Linked DNA regions of Homo sapiens: regions 2 and 3 are each linked to region 1. Evidence: chromatin loops called from intact Hi-C (ENCODE). Cell type or tissue: GM12878. All regions are shown on one strand.

The links. Peaks named below come from ENCODE experiments on the same cell type or tissue, not always from the same donor. Only the 100,000 strongest peaks of a DNase experiment are listed, where the experiment ranks them.
Region 2: it touches region 1 in a loop (2.1-fold over the local background); 1 of 110 quality-filtered maps calls a loop at or near these places.
Region 3: a loop joins it to region 1, with 3.0 times the contacts of the local background. A loop is called at or near these places in 1 of 110 quality-filtered maps.

What each region holds. Positions count from the first base shown.
Region 1 is chr10:30,735,788-30,738,287 of GRCh38, forward strand. No RefSeq gene overlaps it. Among named protein-coding and RNA genes, the nearest start is that of LINC02644, 14 kb to the left of the region's middle. RefSeq lists an enhancer at 1,338-1,387. In GM12878, no CTCF peak of the experiment used is centred here; DNase peaks (open chromatin) are centred at 1,204 and 2,434; H3K27ac peaks cover 2,151 bases.
Region 2 is chr10:31,006,300-31,008,799 of GRCh38, forward strand. The region is part of intron 1 of ZNF438 (zinc finger protein 438); the gene reads right to left. Among named protein-coding and RNA genes, the nearest start is that of ZNF438, 24 kb to the right of the region's middle. In GM12878, no CTCF peak of the experiment used is centred here; a DNase peak (open chromatin) is centred at 1,517.
Region 3 is chr10:31,089,712-31,092,211 of GRCh38, forward strand. The region is part of intron 1 of LOC105376481 (a long non-coding RNA gene); the gene reads left to right. Among named protein-coding and RNA genes, the nearest start is that of ZNF438, 59 kb to the left of the region's middle. RefSeq lists an enhancer at 1,456-1,645. In GM12878, no CTCF peak of the experiment used is centred here; a DNase peak (open chromatin) is centred at 1,340.

The DNA.
Region 1 (2,500 bases):
ATCCTGCATATAAATAAATAATAAATAAAGCCGGGTGCGGTGGCTCACCCTGTAATCCCAGCACTTTTGGAGGCCAAGGCAAACAGATCATGAGGTCCGGAGTTCGAGACCAGCCTGGCCGACATAGTGAAACCCTGTCTCTACTAAAAATACAAAAATTAACCAGGCATGGTGGTGCGTGCTTGTAGTCTCAGCTACTTGGGAGGCTGAGGCAGGAGAATTGCTTGAACCCAGGAGGCGGAGGTTGCAGTGAGCTGAGATCACGCCACTGCCCTCTAGCCTAGGCAACAGAGTGAGACTCCATCTCAAATAAATAAATAAATAAATAATAAATTTTAAAATATATACATAAATTTAAAAGACTGCCCAGCCTCAGCCTAGGACCAGCCAGGAGTGCACTGGAAGGGCTATAGGAGCCATCTGCCCGTCCCAGCGACATTCCATGAGACAGGCTGAGCAGGGGTGTGTGGAGTCAGTGGCCTCAGCCAGCTCCACCAGCCACCGTCTGCTGACTATACGGCTTTGGGGAAAGCATCTGATCATCTTAAGCGCTAGTTTCCTCCTTGATAAAATGAGAATCACCGTGGCACCTACTGTGTGGGGCGGCTATGCGGATTAAATGAGATGATATGTGGAGGGCACTTACCCCGGCGTCTGGCACATGGCAAGAGTGCAGTCCATTGCTAACCATGTTTTTTTATTTGTTTTGTCTTGTCTTTTTGTTTTTGTTTGTTTTTGTTTTGAGACGGAGTCTCTCTCTTGTTGCCCAGGCTGGAGCGCAAGGGTACAATCTCAGCTCACCGCAACCTCCGCCTCCCGGGTTCAAGTGATTCTCCTGCCTCAGCCTTCCAAGTAGCTAGGATTACAGGCATGTGCCCCCACGCCCGGCTAATTTTGTAATTTTAGTAGAGATGGGGTTTCTCCATGTTGGTCAGGCTGGTCTCAAACTCCCGGCCTTAGGTGATCCGCCCACCTTGGCTTCCCAAAGTGCTGGGATTACAGGCATGAGCCACCACGCCTGGCAACCGTGTTTGTTATAAAGCTCTTCTTAGAGCCCTGCACTCCTGTGGGCAGTGAGGGGGATACAAAAGGTTAAACCACATCCCTACCTTCAGTGAGCTAGGACTATCCCCAGGAAACAGTTAAACAGTTAAGCAGTGGGTGATTCAATGCAAAAGCAACCGGAGGCAGCACAACTATTTATAATAGCAACGAGCTGGAAGCAACCCCAGTGCCCAGCAATCCTGTAATGACTAAGAAAACCCCAAGACGTTTGCACGGCAGACCACTGCAGAGCCAGTTGAAAACAGGCATGGAGCTGATGTCCATACATGGAAATGTGCCTCAGAAATAAAGGTTTCTAGAAGGAGATCACATAACAACACGTGCACACGATTTCCCAAGATGTGGAAATACATGTAAAGCCTCCCAGAGAGGTCAAAAAAGAACCTGGAGGGATGGAAGGACTTTAAAGTTGGATGCTCATCTGGTGATTGATTTATTTTTCTCCCTGAAAGGTTACCTAAGCACCTAGTATTTTAAAAAGATAATGGTGCAACTAGAAAGTGTTAGGGTTCAGAGAAGAGAGGGAGGTATGGGGTATCCGAGTGCTGAAGAAGGCTTTGCAAAGGTGCCGGTGTCTAAGCAAATATTGAACCACTTGTGGATTTTTTTTTTTTTTTTTTGAGAGGGAATCTTGCTCTGTCACCCAGGCTGGAGTGCAGTGGTGCAATCTGGGCTCACTGCAACCTCTGCCTCCCGGGTTCAAGCAATTCTCCTGCCTCAGCTTCCCAAGTAGCTAAGAGGACAGGCACGCGCCACCACACCCAACTAATTTTTGTATTTTTAGTAGAGACGGGGTTGGCCAGGCTGATCTTGAACTCCTGACCTCAAGTGATCCACCTGCCTTGACCTCCCAAAGTACTGGGATTACAGGCACGAGCCACTGTGCCTGGCCCATTTGTGGATTTGAATAAAAGGGACAGAGTTGTCCCAGTGGGACAGTTTGTGTTCCTCCCCTTCACCAGTCTTTTTTGCTGAAGAAATGAGTTAGGTGCTATTAAAGGCAGCATGAGAAGCAGATGCAGGAAAGAACTGGGCAGCCCATCCTTCTCCTTAGGGCCGAAGGGAGTTGAGGTTAAGTGTTTGTATGTTGGACAGTCGGGCTTGTCTACACCAGCTGGCGGACTTCCTACCAGGCTCTCACCTGGAGGCCTTTCCAGCTATCCTGATTGGCCGTGTCTTTGGGAGAACAGAGGCCCATGTGGTGCTCTCCCGGCTGGAAATTTTGCATCCTTGAAGACCTGTAAGTCTCCACACAGGGTCCCATAGACACCAGGAGGTGAACTAGTGAATCAGAGGAAGTCCCCTGCATCTTGTCTGACCGGTGAAGGCTGCCGACTGTGCCTCAGATCGCCCACACCATGAACGAAATCTCATGGGGATTTCTAGGCTATTGTCTCCCTGGTTTAGTTTATGGGGTAAGTCAACCACTGCTGTG
Region 2 (2,500 bases), 270 kb after region 1:
AAAGTTAAGTTGATCACCAACAGCCAATGATTCAATCAATCATGCCTACCCAATGAAGCTTAAATAGAAACCCAAAAGGGCAGGGTTTGGAGAGCTTTCAAATAGCTGAACACATGGAGGTTCGCAAATGGTGGTACACCCAGGGAGGGCAAGGGAGTTCCTTGCCCCTTCCACATGCCTGGCCCTGTGCACCTCTCTATCTGCATCCTTTGTAATACCCTTTATAATAAACCAGTAGATGTGTTTTCCTAAGTTCTGTGAGCCCTCTAGTAAATTAAATGAACCCAAAGAGGTGGTTGTGGGAACCCCAATTTATAGCAGGTTGGTCAGAAGCACAGGTAGAGCCTCCTGAGACTTGCTGTGAGACTGAGGCCTGAAGATATGGGATCTGACACTCTCTCCAGGTGGTGTCAGCATTGAATTGAAGGCAACCCGAGTGGTGTCTGCTGCAAAATGTCTTGGTGTGGTTGGCGGGGGGCGGGGGGGGGAACTCCCACACGTGTGATTACAAAAGTCTTCTGTGTTGATTGCTGTTGGCTAATAGAAAAAAAAAAACCATTTTGAGTGTGTTTTTTCCACTCATTTGGTAAGGCGGAATGAAGGTTGCACACAGAATTAAGGCTGGTAATCAGTGGGCCTTAAAATAAGGAGAGTATCTGCATTATCCAGATGGGCCCAAAGTAATCACAAGGGTTCTTAAAGGGGAAAGCAGGGACAAAAGAATTAAAACCAGAAAAATGGCACTGTGAGAAAGATTTGCCCAGCCACTGCTGTCTCTGAAGATGCAAAGAGACTAAAAGTGAAGGAATGCAGGCAGCCTCCAGAAGCTGGAAAAGACAAGAAAATTGACCTCCCCTAAGCCTTCAGGGAGAAGGGAAGCCCTGCTAACAGGATGTCAGGTCCATTTTGGGCTCCTGACTTCCAGAATGTAAGATAAGAAATTTGTGTTGTTTTAAGTCACAAAGGTTTTTTTGGTGTTTTTTTTTTTTTTTTTTTTTTGGAGACAGAGTCTCACACTGTTGCCCTGGCTGAAGTGCAGTGGCGTGATCTCAGCTCACTGCAACCTCCACCTTCCAGGTTCAAGCGATTCTCCTGTCTCAGCCTCCTGAGTAGCTGGGATTACAGGTGCACGCCACCATGCCCTGCTAATTTTTGTATTTTTAGTTGAGACAGGGTTTCATCATGTTGGTCAGGCTGGTCTCCATCTCCTGACCTCGTGATCTGCCCGCCTTGGCCTCCCAAAGTGCTGGGATTACAGGCGTTAGCCACCGCGCCCGGCCAGATCTTTTGTTTTTTGTTTGTTTGTTTCATTTTATTTTACAGCAGCAATACAAAACTAATACACAGGTAAAATGAACTGTCTTCATAAGCTTTGTGTAGATTAACCAAGATAACATATATAAAGTACCTAACAGAGAGTGCCTAGTATATAGGAAGCATTTAAATAGCTATTAAGAGTGTTAGTTCTATTAATAGTAGAACACACTTAATAGCACTGAAACCAAATAGTCAGCAGAAAGAACACTGACTCAGTTCTAGAATTTACTCAATGCCATGACATAAGACATCTTACTTTGTCTCTGTAGGACTCAGCTCTCTCATAAAGCAAAATGAGGGGGGACTAGATGACTTCTGAAGTTTCTGCCAGCTCTAAAACTTTACGATTCTAAAATCTAATTTCTTAATGACACATTCACTTATTGCTAATTAACTGATTCAGAAAATCCTATTAAATATAAACAGTAGACAAAGCAGTTTTCATTTTATGTTTCAACATTTTCAATATTTTATATTGCTGAGTTACAGCCTTATAAAGTTGAGTCATGGCATAAAAATCACAAGCCTGCAAGCAAGGAAAAATATCTAAGTCATCCTGCTTTTATTTAATGGCCTTACAGTCAAATTGAAATAATAATAATAATATCTTTTCAAACAGCTCAAAGTATATTCCCACATATTACCTCACTTCTTCTTTTTTAACAGCTTCATTGAGGTATAATTCACATACCATGCAATTTACCCTTTTGAAATATACAATTCCATGGTTTTAGTATATTCAGAGTTGTGCCACAATCACCGCAACTTTAGAACATTTTTATCATCCCAAAATGAAACTCCCTATCCATTAGTAGTCATTCCCCATCTCCCTCCTCTAACCCTCTCAGCTCACAAATCTACTTTCTGTCCCTATGGATTGGCCTACCTTGCACATTTCACATAAATGGAATCATACAACATATAGCCTTTTATGTCTGATCCTTTCACTTAGCATGTTTTGTTATGTTATAGCATGTGTCAGTACTTTATTCCTTTATGCTTTTAATGCTGAATAATATTCCATTGTATGGATGTACCACATTTTGTTTATATATTCATCAGCTGATAGATATCTAGGTTGTTTCCGCTGTTTAGCTATTAGGAATAATGTTACTAGCATTTATGTATAAGTTTTTGTATGTAGGTATGTTTTCATTTCTCTTGCACAGATACCTAGGAGTGA
Region 3 (2,500 bases), 350 kb after region 1:
TTGTCCCGGTGCAGTGGCTCAGAATAATCCCAGCACTTCGGGAGGCTGAAGTGAGTGAATCACTTGAGCCCAGGGTTCCAGACCAGTCTGGCCAATATGGTGAAACCCCGTCTCTACTAAAAATACAAAAATGAGCCCAGCATGGAGGCGCTCAACTGCAATCTGAGCTACACGGGAGGCTGAGACAGGAGAATCACTTGAACCCGAGAGGCGGAGGTTGCAGTGAGCCGAGATGGTGCCACTGCACTCCAGCCTGGGTGACAGAGTGTCTCAAAAAACAAAATAAATAAAATAATGATGTATCTTAAAGATGAAGTTATCGCAGATTTGATGGAATGCAATAGACCCCTCCCCCACTTTAAGGTTGCTCCATATTCTACCATGTGGTATATTCCTTAATTTATGTGCCCTGCCCTCTATTCATGGACATTTGGGTCATTCTGATTTTTCCCAAACATAAACAGCGCTGCAGGAAATCTTTTTGTGCATACATCCTTTCATACTTTTGTGATTTTCCCTTTAGAGTAATAAACCAAGTTTTGATAAGTGTCAGGTTGCAGGCATTTTGAGACGATACACTTTGGTTGGTTGTGCCTGGAGTGCCACCATTTCAGAATGCCAGGGACTAAAACTTTACCAGTCAGTCAGCTGTGGGAGAAGTGACAATATCCTGTGAACACTGAGGGCCTAACAGGAACATGCCCTGCCTGGAAGAGAGTCATCTCTTATTGGAGTAGATTGAAGGGGAAAATTGTGGGCAGGGCAAGACTGACTGTTCATCCATCCATCCATCCATCCATCCATCCATCCATCCATCCATTCCATAATGTTACTCCGTGTAAGCCACTGGGCTAAGTGATGATGTAGAAATCACCCCTGCCCTCTGGAAGATTACTGTACCTTGTAGGCCAGGCTAAGGAGTTTGAACTTTATCTCAAGATGTCTTTCATTTTGTTTTTTAATCCCTAAAGCACTAATTAAAAGGTTTTAAGCAGAGAAGTGTCATAATCAGATTGAGTTTGTCTGAACCAAAATGCTTGACAATTGATAAAGTTGATGGGTGGCAGGAATAGGAGTCCACCTTTTGGAACCATCCGTCTGAAGAGAGGGGATCTTCTCTGAAAGTTACGTTTAGCCAAAGCTTTTGAATCAACTGCACTATATTGAAAAGCATTGCTGAGACCTTGTTAGAAAACAGCTTGGAATCCACAAAGTTTGGGTGCAGCTGACCTGGGTCTGTCAAGCGAGAAAAATGAAACTCCCACATCAACAGCAGAATTCAACTGCCAAGATGTCCCTTATCTTTGTTCTGTGGTTAGCTCAGCCTCAGAACCCCTGGTCCTTGGCCTTGGTATATGCAGTTTCTCTGATTGAGAAGAGAAACTACTAGAAGAAGATGCCTAGATGACTCTTCCTGCTTTTAGCATACCTGACTCAGGCTGATTATTAAGTCTTGGCTGCAATGTCATTTACTCCAGGAAACCACCTAGATTAGGTCAAGAGGTGTTGCCAGGTGCTTCCATGGCTCAGTACATCTGCTGTCACCAATTACTTAGCACATTTTCAGAAAATTGCTTGAAGGGCCACCACCATAAGGTGGTACAGGCCATGCGTTGTTGGGGAGGCACCATTTAGACCACATTCTATGTGAATAATGTCCCCTGAAGTTGGGCAGTGCACAGCCTGCACAACTGTACATTTCCACCTTGACTGCTTATTTTATTTTATTTTTATTTTTTGAGATGGAGTTTCACTCTGTCACCCAGGCTGGAGTGCAGTGGCACCATCTCGGCTCACTGCAACCTCCACCCCTTGGGTTCAAGTGATTCTCCCATCTCAGCCTCCCGAGTAGCTGGGATTACAGGCACCCACCACCACACCTGGCTAATTTTTGTATTTTTTTAAGCAGAGATGGGGTTTCACCATGTTGGCCAGGTTGGTCTCGAACCCCTGATCTCAGGTGATCCGCCTGCCTCGGCCTCCCAAAGTGCTGGGATTACAGGCATGAGCCACCTTGCCCAGCCTGCTTATTTTATTGTATGTCTTCCCCATTAGACTGTCAACTCCAGAAGGAGTGGGACCATATCTTTCTTGCTTATGATTCTATTCCCTATACCTAGCACTATTGCTATAAGTAACTATTAGGTGATTAATATTTTATTTATTTATTTGTTTATTTATATATTTATTTATTTATTTATTTATTTATTTATTTATTTATTTATTGGAGACAGGGTCTTGCTGTTTCACCTAGGCTGGAGTGCAGTGGTGCTATCATAGCTCACTGAAACCTCGTACTCCCGGGCTCAAGCTATCCTCCCGCCTCAGCCTTTCAAGTAGCTGGAACTACAGGTGTGTGTCACCATACCCAGTTAATTAAAAAAATTTTATGTAGAGATGGGGTTTCACTCTGTTGCCCAAGCTGGTCTCAAGCTTCGGGCATCCAGTAATCCTCCCTCCTCAGCCTCCTACAGTGCTGAGATTACAGGTGTGGGCCACC